2 separate regions of the Homo sapiens genome follow, and region 2 is linked to region 1. A link is a loop called in an ENCODE intact Hi-C map of the cell type or tissue named here. Cell type or tissue: Caco-2. All regions are shown on one strand. Each heading gives the region's core, and the rest is flanking DNA. Links, peaks and the distances in the headings are about the cores only.

Evidence for each region. A loop is a pair of places that touch in the nucleus more often than their neighbours do. Peaks named below come from ENCODE experiments on the same cell type or tissue, not always from the same donor. Only the 100,000 strongest peaks of a DNase experiment are listed, where the experiment ranks them.
Region 2: a loop joins it to region 1, with 16 times the contacts of the local background. A loop is called at or near these places in 4 of 110 quality-filtered maps.

What each region holds. Positions count from the first base shown.
Region 1 is chr3:45,477,961-45,483,343 of GRCh38, forward strand. The region is part of intron 10 of LARS2 (leucyl-tRNA synthetase 2, mitochondrial); the gene reads left to right. It overlaps LARS2-AS1 (LARS2 antisense RNA 1), which reads right to left. Exons shown (of 4, transcript NR_048543.1): 4 at 4,735-5,383. Among named protein-coding and RNA genes, the nearest start is that of LARS2-AS1, 29 kb to the right of the region's middle. In Caco-2, for the core only: no CTCF peak of the experiment used is centred there; a DNase peak (open chromatin) is centred at 2,471.
Region 2 is chr3:45,410,939-45,416,321 of GRCh38, forward strand. All of the region lies in intron 4 of LARS2 (leucyl-tRNA synthetase 2, mitochondrial), which reads left to right. Among named protein-coding and RNA genes, the nearest start is that of LARS2, 25 kb to the left of the region's middle. RefSeq lists a silencer at 3,865-4,065. In Caco-2, for the core only: no CTCF peak of the experiment used is centred there; DNase peaks (open chromatin) are centred at 363 and 1,993.

The DNA of each region.
Region 1 (5,383 bases), core at 205-5,204:
CACTCTTGGTGGGGCATAGATGAGCCATTCCAGTCTTAACTGGATGCCCCAGAGAGGCAGAACAGAGGACAGCCAGATGCATATGCCACTCGCCCCACACAAGGCAGATGTCACCTCTCAGTTTCACCTCTTTGCAATATGTATTGAAATAGAGAAAAGAGTCTTTTGAGTTAAAATTTCTATGCATGCTTATAAAGCCCAATATAGCTGTCTCTCTCAGGTTTATTTTCTTTCCTTGCTCAAAAGAAAAACTGGATATGTTTCAACTGTTTAGTTTAAAGGGAAATCTCATAGTTTTACTCTCATGAGCAATTTGATATTCCTTGAGGGCTATGGTGGCTGAATAATATCTAAAATTGAAAAACTAAAACATGTAAACATCTCTAGCCCTTACATTTTCTCTTATGGCTAAATTTGGGGACACAAATGAAAATAAGGTACTATTAATAGGGGAGCTATGATTTGTTAATGAGCTAACAAATTATAGAGGATGGAGTTCCTGAGATGAAAGGCACTGTATAAATTCAAAACATTTTCATATGTAGGAAATGGAGAAATTTTTTTTAGTACACGCAAACAGCACTGTTTTCATGAACACATGGATATCGACACACCTGACCTGGCCTAGTCATTTCATTTTGGCAAATTTAGTGCCAAGTGTAATGTTCCATTTGAAGGGCTCATTAGTTACTTTCTCCCCTCTTTTTAATAATCTCTGAAATTATTCCAAATGGAACATTACACTTGGCAGTAAAATTTTCCAATTCTAATTTTCAGAGTAGAAATACTCTTTTTGCAGATGTCAATATATTCAAAATCTCTAAATTAATTTGCACATCACGTCCCTGGATTTTTGACATCATAGTCACAGAAGGCCAGTACAGTGCATTGAGTGTAATACAATGTTCCCAAAAGATGAATTCAGATTACCTAGGAATGTATGATTTATGCCTCTTCTGGCCTTTGGGATTACATTTTAAACCAGGATGTTGTATCACTGCTGTCATTTACCATTGCTGACCACCTCATTTTTTTTCATTGAATGTCAGATTTTAAGGATGATTTGTGTTGAAGCAGTGACCACCGAGTGTCATGGCAGCACACAGTTGTGACTAAATTTATCACTTGCAGGAGTTTCAATTCTCAAACATGAGCTCCTGTAGTTGCTAAGTTTGTTTCTACATATCGGCTCCTGATTTGGCCTGAGATGACCAAGATTCTGGTCCTAGAGCCATCCATATGACTTAAGGAAGGTCACGTAAGCTTTGTAAGTTTAGCCTTCCTGGCAGAGCTTGTATTGGGGCTGTCAGCCAAGGTGGTCTTGGAGGACCTTGTGGGTAGAGAAGAAGCTTTGAGGGGCCCTGTGGAGGAGAGTGACACATGTGGCCAGGGTGATGCTAGAGTGGCAGGCTGGCTGACCCCATTAATTGTGGAAAGAGATGGCGAGGCCCCCAGAACAGCAGGGATCAGGATGGAGGGAGGGAACAGGTCTGAGAAGTCTGTGGAAGGCTGCGAGGGTGGAGGATCCCTGGATGATTTCTTGATTTCTAGCTGGCCAACTGGGTTGCCGATGTTATTGACTAAATGTACTGTTTTGTGCTTAGCATCCTTAATTTGGCACAGATTCCTTTAAGAGAGGAAAAAAAGCAAGGTGCTCCCCTAGAGCTCTTGAAATTTAGTTTATTTCCATAATCGTTGACGTCGCCTCCTTCTCTCAGCTGACCAAATCTGACTTAAGTCATGTTATGTAAGCTCTCACTTGATAGGAACTAGAAGCCATAAAAGGCATCAATGGGGAAATATGATCAGAATTCTAGAAGCTGTTCTGTCTTTTCCTGAAATCTTTTCTTGCATTCCTAATATTAAAATATTCAAACCCTGGGGCTTTGGAACCACACACTTCAGCTCTGAGTCACCAACTATCTACACAATGCATTTTTTGCTGAAAGGGCAGATGCGGTCTCTCCAAAGGACAACTTGGAACTCTGTTGTTATTGACACATTACAGGCACATTAGAGAGCAAGAGCCTCCCTGGAAGCCCCAGGTCATTAAATAATAATTAATTGCTCACTACTGTTTTGTCCTTGTCTCCATAGTATCCATATGGGGTGAGGACAAAGGGTGAGAGCAGATCTGTAATTCTGGGGTAATGGTTTGGTTTTCCATCAAACTGTTTCAAGTAGAATTCTTTGATGTTATGTGAAGGGAAAAGCTTCTGTGCTCAAAAAATCTGGAATAAACAAAAAAAAACAGGTATCTTTGCTTTGGACTTCTCAGAACCTTTGCTGTGCTAATGTGCACTGTGACTGTCTGAGAGAGGAAGTCATAGGCACTCTTGTCACACCCAGTTGACCACGGAGCCCTGTTTCCATGCAGTATCCCTAGAAACTAGTTATATGGACTGCCGCCTTGGTGAACACCAAATGTAAGTCATTTGTCTGTTTTTCCAGAGGGTGTGAGAGACCTGCCTTCTTTCCAGTGGGTGCCCTGAGGGCAAAGGACAGATACCTTTTTGTCTGGAATGTTTCCTTTGTAATTACTAAAGTGTTTTGCTGTTATCTAACTACTATTGTGAAATGCTTCAGTTTCTTCTGATTTCACCTTCTTAGATTCCTGCATCACATCACTAGCACAGGAGTGATTACTGAACACATTAGTAATTAGGAAGGAAGGAAGAAATATGGAGAACACTAGAGACCTATTCAGGAACTTTGGATTTTAATTGTGTTGTTTCTAGGAAATAGATTTTGACCAGGTATAGCATGCGAGCTGCTACCGTGCATTCATTGCAAATCTGCTAATATTTAAGTTCAAAGACCAATTTTTGTCCTAACTGAGAAACTGGTATAATATAACTTTTACATGTAATAAGAAGCAGTTCAACTCTTTCAAGCAGTACACTACATTTTTTTATATTACTTTCTTTTGTAACAACTGAGCATACCATATAAGAACCTACTTAATATATACAATTCCATGGTTTTTAATATATTCACAAATTTATACAACCATCCCCACAGTCAATTTTAGAACATTTTCATCATCCCAAAAAGAAATCTCAGACCCTCTGGCAGTCATCCCTCCCCAATTCTTGCCTAATCTCCAGCCCTAGGCAATCACTAATCTGCCATCTGTCTCTGTAGATCTGCCTATTCTGGACATTTCATGTAGATGGAATCAAATATAATATTTGTCATCTTATTGTCTGGCTCCTTTCACTTAGCATAATGTTTTCTTTCCTTTTTATTTCCAAATAATCCTCCATTATATGGATAGGCCACATTTTATTTATCCATTTTATTAATTGATGGACATTTGGGTTATTTCTACTTTTTTACTATAGTTATAAATAATACTTCTATGAACATTAATAAAGATTTTTGTGTGGATGTATGTTTTTATTTCTTTGGCAATATACCTAGGGGTAGAATTGCTGGGCCATGAAGTTTAAGGAACTGCCAGACTATTTTCCAAAGTGGCTTCACCATTTTACATTCCCACCAGCAGTGTATGAGAATTCCAGTTTCTCCACATCATTACCAACACTTCTTATTGTCTGTGGTCATTTTGATTATGGTCATCCTAGTGGATATGATGTGATACCTCAGTGTAGTTTTAATTTGCATTTCCCTGATACATCTTTTCATGTGTTTATTGGCCATTTATATGTCTTCTTTGGGGAAATGTCTGTTCAGTTCTCTTGCCCCTTTTAAAAAATTCATTTTCATTTTAATTTTTAATTTTAGTTTGTCTTTTTATTATTTTAACCATTTTTTATATATTCTAGATACTAGTCTCTTATCAGATACGTAATCTACTAAGTTGTTCTCAACTTCTGAGAGTTTGTCTTCATGGTGCCCTTTGAAGCACAAGTTTTTCATTTTGATGAAATTAAGTTTGTCTGTTTTTTCTTTTGTTGCTTTTGCTTTTGGTGTTATATCTAAAACGCTATTGCCTAATAAAAGGCCACAAAGATTTATACGTATTTTATTTTCTAAGAGTTTTATAGTTTTAGATCTTACAATTGGATCTTTAATCCATTTGGAGTTAATTTTTGTATATGGCATGAAGTAAGGGTCCAACTTCATTCTTTTGCACATGGTCATGTTACTTTTTAACTCACGTTCCCACATTATCTTAAAAATCAGGCTGCTTCTGCCTCTTTATTTTCTGGCCTTCACTTAATATGCTATCAGAAAACATTTCTGTGTTTTCATGCGGGCTTCACAATTGTTTTTTAATCCATACATAATGTCCTATCAACTCAATGTACCTTAATATCCTAAGTCTTTCCCATCATGTTGAACACTGGGCTTTTTTCATGTTTGGGGCTATTATGGAGATAACTGCTGTGACCATTTATGTCCACATGGCTCTTTGCTTCATAGAATTTTCCTTAGGAGATATTCCCAAGTGTGGGGTTCTTTTGGTCAAAGGTTACAAACATTTTTCTATTTTTCTATTTTCTATTTCTATTTCTACATGGTTTCTGAGAGGGCTATATAGAGTGCCATATCCAATGATGTATGCATTTCACAGCAACTTCACAAACATTAGTGTCACCTTGCTAAAACGTTTTGCTAACTTATCAGATATAAAATGATAATACTTCAAGATCACTCTAATTTTCATCTCTTTTTAAAAACTAATTTGTTTTTTAAAGTCCAAGTGATATATGTATATTATATGAAAAGTCAAAGAGTACTAATAATAACAAGAACAATAAAAGCAGCCTCCTTAACCAAACACTTTTATTTAGGTATATGTTTCTTAGGATACAAGTTCAGTGGCTATGACAGAGGCTTAAACAGGAGTTTATTCTACCTACATGAAACTCTTGAGCATGTGTGAAAAGTCTACTTTGTGAGGTGGTTAGGGCAGTTATCCTCTGTCTTGTCTTCCTGCTCTGCCCTTCTAGAGTCCTGTCCTTCTCTGTGTTTCTAAGTTGGTCTACACTTGATCTGCGTTCCAGTGAAGTAAGAAGTGGGGAAGGGTGGGGAGAAGGGCATGCTCCTTCCCTTTGAGGCCGTGACCTAGCAGTTGCTTCTGCACATCCTCCATGGCCACACCTAGCTGCAAGGGAGGCTGAACAGTGCTTTCGTTAGCTAAACACACTAGCCATGTGTCCAACTCAACATTCTATTGCTGAGTTAGAAGAGGAAGCAGGTACAGGGGTCAACTGGTAGTCTGTGCCACCTGCTGTTTCTCTGGCATAGACATCCCTATCTGTATGTCTGTCCATGTGCCGTATATGCCTATACTGCTGTCTTTTGATTCACCAGTTCTAGATATTACCTAGTGACTTTTATTCTATAACCCCTCACCTCCCAGCCTCCTGGTAACATCATATTATAATTGCAAAATTTGCAAATACACATTTCT
Region 2 (5,383 bases), core at 50-5,049, 67 kb before region 1:
TTGGGTCTGCCACATTTAGTAAGAGGAAAAGAGACCTCAAGTCTCAACTGGATTGGGATATGTCCAGTCAGTTTCTTAAAACTGCATAGAATAGATATACTCAGGGAATGTTAGAATTTTTAGAAAAGACATGTATGCACTGCGGGGATCTAACTCACAGACCCTGACCCAGCAACAAATGAATAACATACACTGACACAGATAGTATGCCTGTCAGTCCAGCTGAGCATCTGCGCCACTTACAGACTCCAAGGAGAGTGCTGTAAAGAGTTGCAGCCGAGGCCCTGACTCACTGGCCCTGCCGGCATTTATTCAGCACACATTCAATGACAAAGGCTTTGAGTAAACACCACTATAGGAAAATTGACCTGGTTCCCGACACCCCTAGTAGAGAGCAGTTATGCACCCGAGGTTGATCAAAGGTTGGTCTTAGGATCACATGAGTAAACAAGCTATTTAGATAAACTGCATTCCTTTGTACCTACTTTAAGCCATTTACTCAAGGTAAGGATTAGGCAGCTTTCAGCCATAACCCTATCCTGAGACTTTTGCAAAACCTTCCAGCCTTCCAAGAAGATTTGTGTCTATATCCTATAACTTCATCTTAAAGTTTTTCCCACCAGCCTGACTGAACTCCCACAATGCACACTTACATATTTTGTGCAGAGATCCCTGATATAATGTTAAATGAAAAAAGGTCATAAAATAATGTATATAATCATTTCTATTTTCTTTCTCTTTTTAAAATAAGCTTTTTAACTTTTTTAAAAAATTTATTTTAGGTTCAGGAGTACATGTGCAGGTTATATAGCTATACTCCTGCCAGAGTTTACCTAGATTATTTTGTGACCCAGATACTAAGCCTAGTACCCAATAGTTATTTTTTCTGCTCCTCTCCCTCCTCCCACCCACCACCCTCAGGTAGGCCCCAGTGTCTGTTGTTCCCCTTTGTGTCTGTGTGTTCTTATCATTTAGCTCCCACTTATAAGTGAGAACATGTGGTATTTGTTTTTTGGCCTGCATTAGTTTGCTGAGGATATTGGCCTCCAGCTCCATCCATGTTGCTGCAGAGGACATGATCTTGTTCTTTTTTTACGGCTGCATAGTATTCTATGCTGTAAACGTACCACATTTTCTTTATCCAGTCTACCATTGATGGTCATTTAGGTTGAGTCCACGTCTTTGCTATTGTGAATAGTGCTGCAGTGAACATACATGTGGATGTGTCTGTATGACAGAACAATTTATAATCCTTTGGGTATATACCCAGTAATGGGATTGCTGGGTCAAATGGTAATTCTGTTGTCAGCTTTTTGAAGAATCCCTACACTAGCTTCCACAATGGTTGAACCAATTTACGCTCCCACCAAGAGTGTGTAAACATTCCCTTTTCTCTGCAAAGGTTCTATTTCATGAAAACAAATAAGCAGGCTCCTATATATGTGTACATATGTTTGTATGTATGTATTTGAGTGGGGAGATAGATGTGGAAGGAAACAAAGGCTGGTGTTATTGGTTACATCATTGACGAGTAGTGACCAGGAGTTAAAAATAAACTTTGCCTTTATTTATCATTGTATTATGCCATTTCATTTGTTAAATTAAGCTTGTATTACGTTTGTAATTTGAAAAAACATCAACTTATGTAAAAAGAAAAGCAGCCTATTCTGATTGACCTCAGGATGGGTGTGGATGCAGGAATTGAAGATAGTAGCTTGGGATCATCTCAGCCTGGAAATCCAAGGTGTCCCAGATTCCCAAAACTGGGAAATGCAGCATAGGATGTGGCAAGCCAGCCTCCCCTGGGGCAACAGCAAGCTTGAGAGGTCCACAGGACTGCTTGTTCAGTAAGCACATATCCCTTACAGAAAGCAGTTTTCAGTGGGTCACATCCACCACCACCTTCAATATGGCAAAGTCTACTGTAGGGCAGAGTCCTTGCCTGGGGCAATTGGAGGCAGGCCCCATCCTTCCAGTGCACAGATGGCTGCCTTCTGCTGATGGACTGCTCCTGGTCCAATCAGCTGTGGCAAGAACAGCCGGGCTGCTTTTAATCGAAGCACCTGATGTGAATCATTAACTATTCAGGAAAGAAGCACTGCTGGGCCTCTTTTACTGAAAAGGGGGCCAAGTACTTGATTGGCCCTTTGAGCCTGTGTGGTCCGTTCGGTTTGGGTAAGAACTTCCAATGCCTAGCACCAACCTTCTGCAGAGGCTTGTTAGAAGTAACCCACCCTTAGGAACGTACATGTTTGTGTGAGGATCTGTGTGAGATTCAGGTATTAATATCTTCCGTCCTCTTGTCAGAAAGCAACTATGTTAAATGTGGCCAAAGAGATGGAGGCTGAAATTGTGGTAAGGGAATCAGTGATGTGCGATGCTGTGAGATGCTAAAGATCAAGAAAGCAGACAGCTGCAGCGGCCACAGCAGCAAGTGCTGCCATTTATTGGGTGCCTGTGCTGTGCCGGGCACCATGCTAGATGTGCCACAGACATCATGAACATGTCATGCTCAATAATTCAAGGTAGCTGCTTTCAGTTACCATTTATAGTTGAGACTCAGAATTAGTAAGTAATGTGCCTCAGGCTCCACTGATAGTAAACAGGCAGAGTTAGATTTAGGACCTTTGCCCTCAACAGGCTCCTGGAGAACAAGCCTTGGTTAGCATTTCCTGTGCACTAGCCAAAGGAGTAAGAGCAGCTCTATTTTAGAGAGATGGTCTCAGTTCTTTAGATGGAATTGTTTCATCGGACTACTAAAAATCAACTTAAAAAATATTAATGTGCATAGTGGAAGTATGCCTTTAAGGTAAGTGACTCCAACCACTGGAAGGGGTATGCCTGTTCTCTTACTGCTGCCTGCTAAGACAGGGGCTTAGGAGAGAACAGATCTGGCGACTGGGATTGCAAGATGCACCTAGGTTGGGACACTTTGAAGTGTAAGTGCTTATGGGACCTGAGGCATAGGTGGCCAGTGGGTAGTACAAGTGTGCTTGTGCTGGACATAAAGATGGAGGAAAACTCCAGGTGCTCATGTGCAGGTGGAAGTGTGGTTCGCTGCAGTCTTTCTGGGGATGCCATTTGGCTGTATATGTCAAACGTCTTAAAATTTTTCATACCCTTTTACCCTGTAGTTGCACTTCTAGAAATTTTTCTAAAGGAAATGTTAAGAGTATATACAAAGATTTATGCCCAAGAATGTTCATCCTGGCCTTTTTTATAATGCTGAAAAATGGAAATAACTTTTAGGAAAACAAATATAGCTGGTCATTCAAAGCAGTCACTAACAGGCTGCATTGACAGCAGGTACAGTGAAAAACCAGAGATAAAAAATACATATATAAATAATATATTCTCAATTTTTAAACATTAGATACAAATTTACCACATGTAACTGGTACGTATGGCTGTATGGTAGAATAACAGGTGAGTCTTATTTTCTTCTATTTTTCTCTACTTACCAAATTATGGTGAATATGTAATTATGGAAGAAAACAAGACCTATTTCTTTAGTTGAAAATGTCCCATTCTGATATGCGTGTGTGGTGAGGTGGTGCCAGTAAGTGCCTCTCAGTATTCGTCATTATTTTAAGGAAATGTGTGTGAACATAAGCCTAGCTTCTCTGCATGATCAAAAAGCAAAGTAAGGGGCTGGGGGCAGTGGCTCATGCCTGTAATCCTGGCACTTTGGGAGGGAGAAGGATAGCTGGCAGCCAGGAGTTCGAGATTACGGTGAACTGATCGTGGCGCCACTGCACTTCAGCCTCGGCAACCAAACAAGACCCTGTCTCTTAAAAAAAAAAAAGGCAGCAAAATAAAACTTACCCCAGGTTGACAGCCCATGAACTTGATAGGAAATAAGAGGGTCAACTGGAATGGGCTGTTTTCTATAACAGAAATATCAGAGTCTTCTTGGTCAGTCCTTCCCCACAGGCAGGCTTCAGAAAGAAGTGGCGTCTGTGGTTTTGTGGCTGGATTCAGTTTCAGAGAATGGTAGGGGACTGAATTTTGTAAGCAGTGTGTCTTTCCTGACAGGGGCAGGGAGCCTGGCTTCCTGAGACTGTCCCCTGATGCCACAGCAGATGTGTCAAACCATTTTTCCTGCTCATGGCATGTAGTTTGAGAGAGCTTGATAGTGAAGCTGCCAGCTCAGCTGTGACTGGCCACTCATTTGCAGACAAGAATGCCTTACTGGCCTGGGCTTGCTTAAGGTAATTGCTTCTAGACTCCTCACTCCTGCTGGGCCACAGTTGCTTGAACAGTCAAATAAGGGGTTGGGGGGTAGAGGATATATCTCAAAACCTTCTTTGTGCTTGAAGATTTGTGATTCCTTGTTCTTTGGAGAATGAAAATATCTTCTAGAAGGTGATTAGAGAGCAGTACTCTTTAGAAATAATAATACTAGTGGCCAACATTATATACAGCACTTTACTGTGTGGCAGGCACTATTCTCAGCACTTTTCTTAACTCACTTAATCTTCACAGTGATCCAATGAGGTAGTTATGCTATCATCCCCATTTTACAGACGATGAAACTGAGGAGAAAAGGAACCTACACATGGAACCTTTCTTATACCAAAAGCATAGCTAGTGGTTTGCAATTAATTTAAAAATATTGGCTATTTTAGGCCAGGCTCAGTGGCTCACTCCTGTAATCCCAGCACTTTGGGAGGCCGAGGCAGGCAGATCACTTGAGGCCAGGAGTTCAAGACCAGCCTGGCCAACATAGCAAAACCCCATCTCTACTAAAAATACAAAAATTAGCCGGGTGTGGGGGTATGTGCCTGTAATCCCAGCTACTGGGGAGGCTCAGGCAGGAGGATCACTTGAACCTGGGAGGTGGAGGTTACAGTGAGCCGAGATTGCACCATTGCACTCCAGCCTGGGCAACAGAGCAAGACTCCATCTCAAAAAAAAAAAAAATATATATATATATATAGAGAGAGAGAGAGAGGGAGAGAGAGAGAGAGAGAGAGAGAGAGAGAGGCTATTTTAGAAATTAGTGTAAATGATGTATAGGGCTTAGTCCAAAGCCTTACTTTTATCCAGTCTCAAAAGTTACTCTCTGGAATACCTTTTCTGCTGTGTTCCTGTGTATTTTTCTTAGTTTTCATCTATCTGGCTGTTTGGGTAGAGGTGGGGGTTTCCCTCCCTTACTGGTAGGGAAGAAAGGGATGAACTTCAGTACTTCAGTACTTCAGTAGTTGGGCATGGTGGTGCACGCCTGTAATCCCAGCTACTCGGGAGGCTGAGGCAGGAGAATTGCTTGAACCCAGGAGACACTCCAATCTGGGCAACAGAGTGAGACATTGTCTTGGAAAAAAAAAAAAAGAAAGGGATGAACTTCAGGAAGAAATGGGGAGTGGGCCTTTCAGGAGAGTAT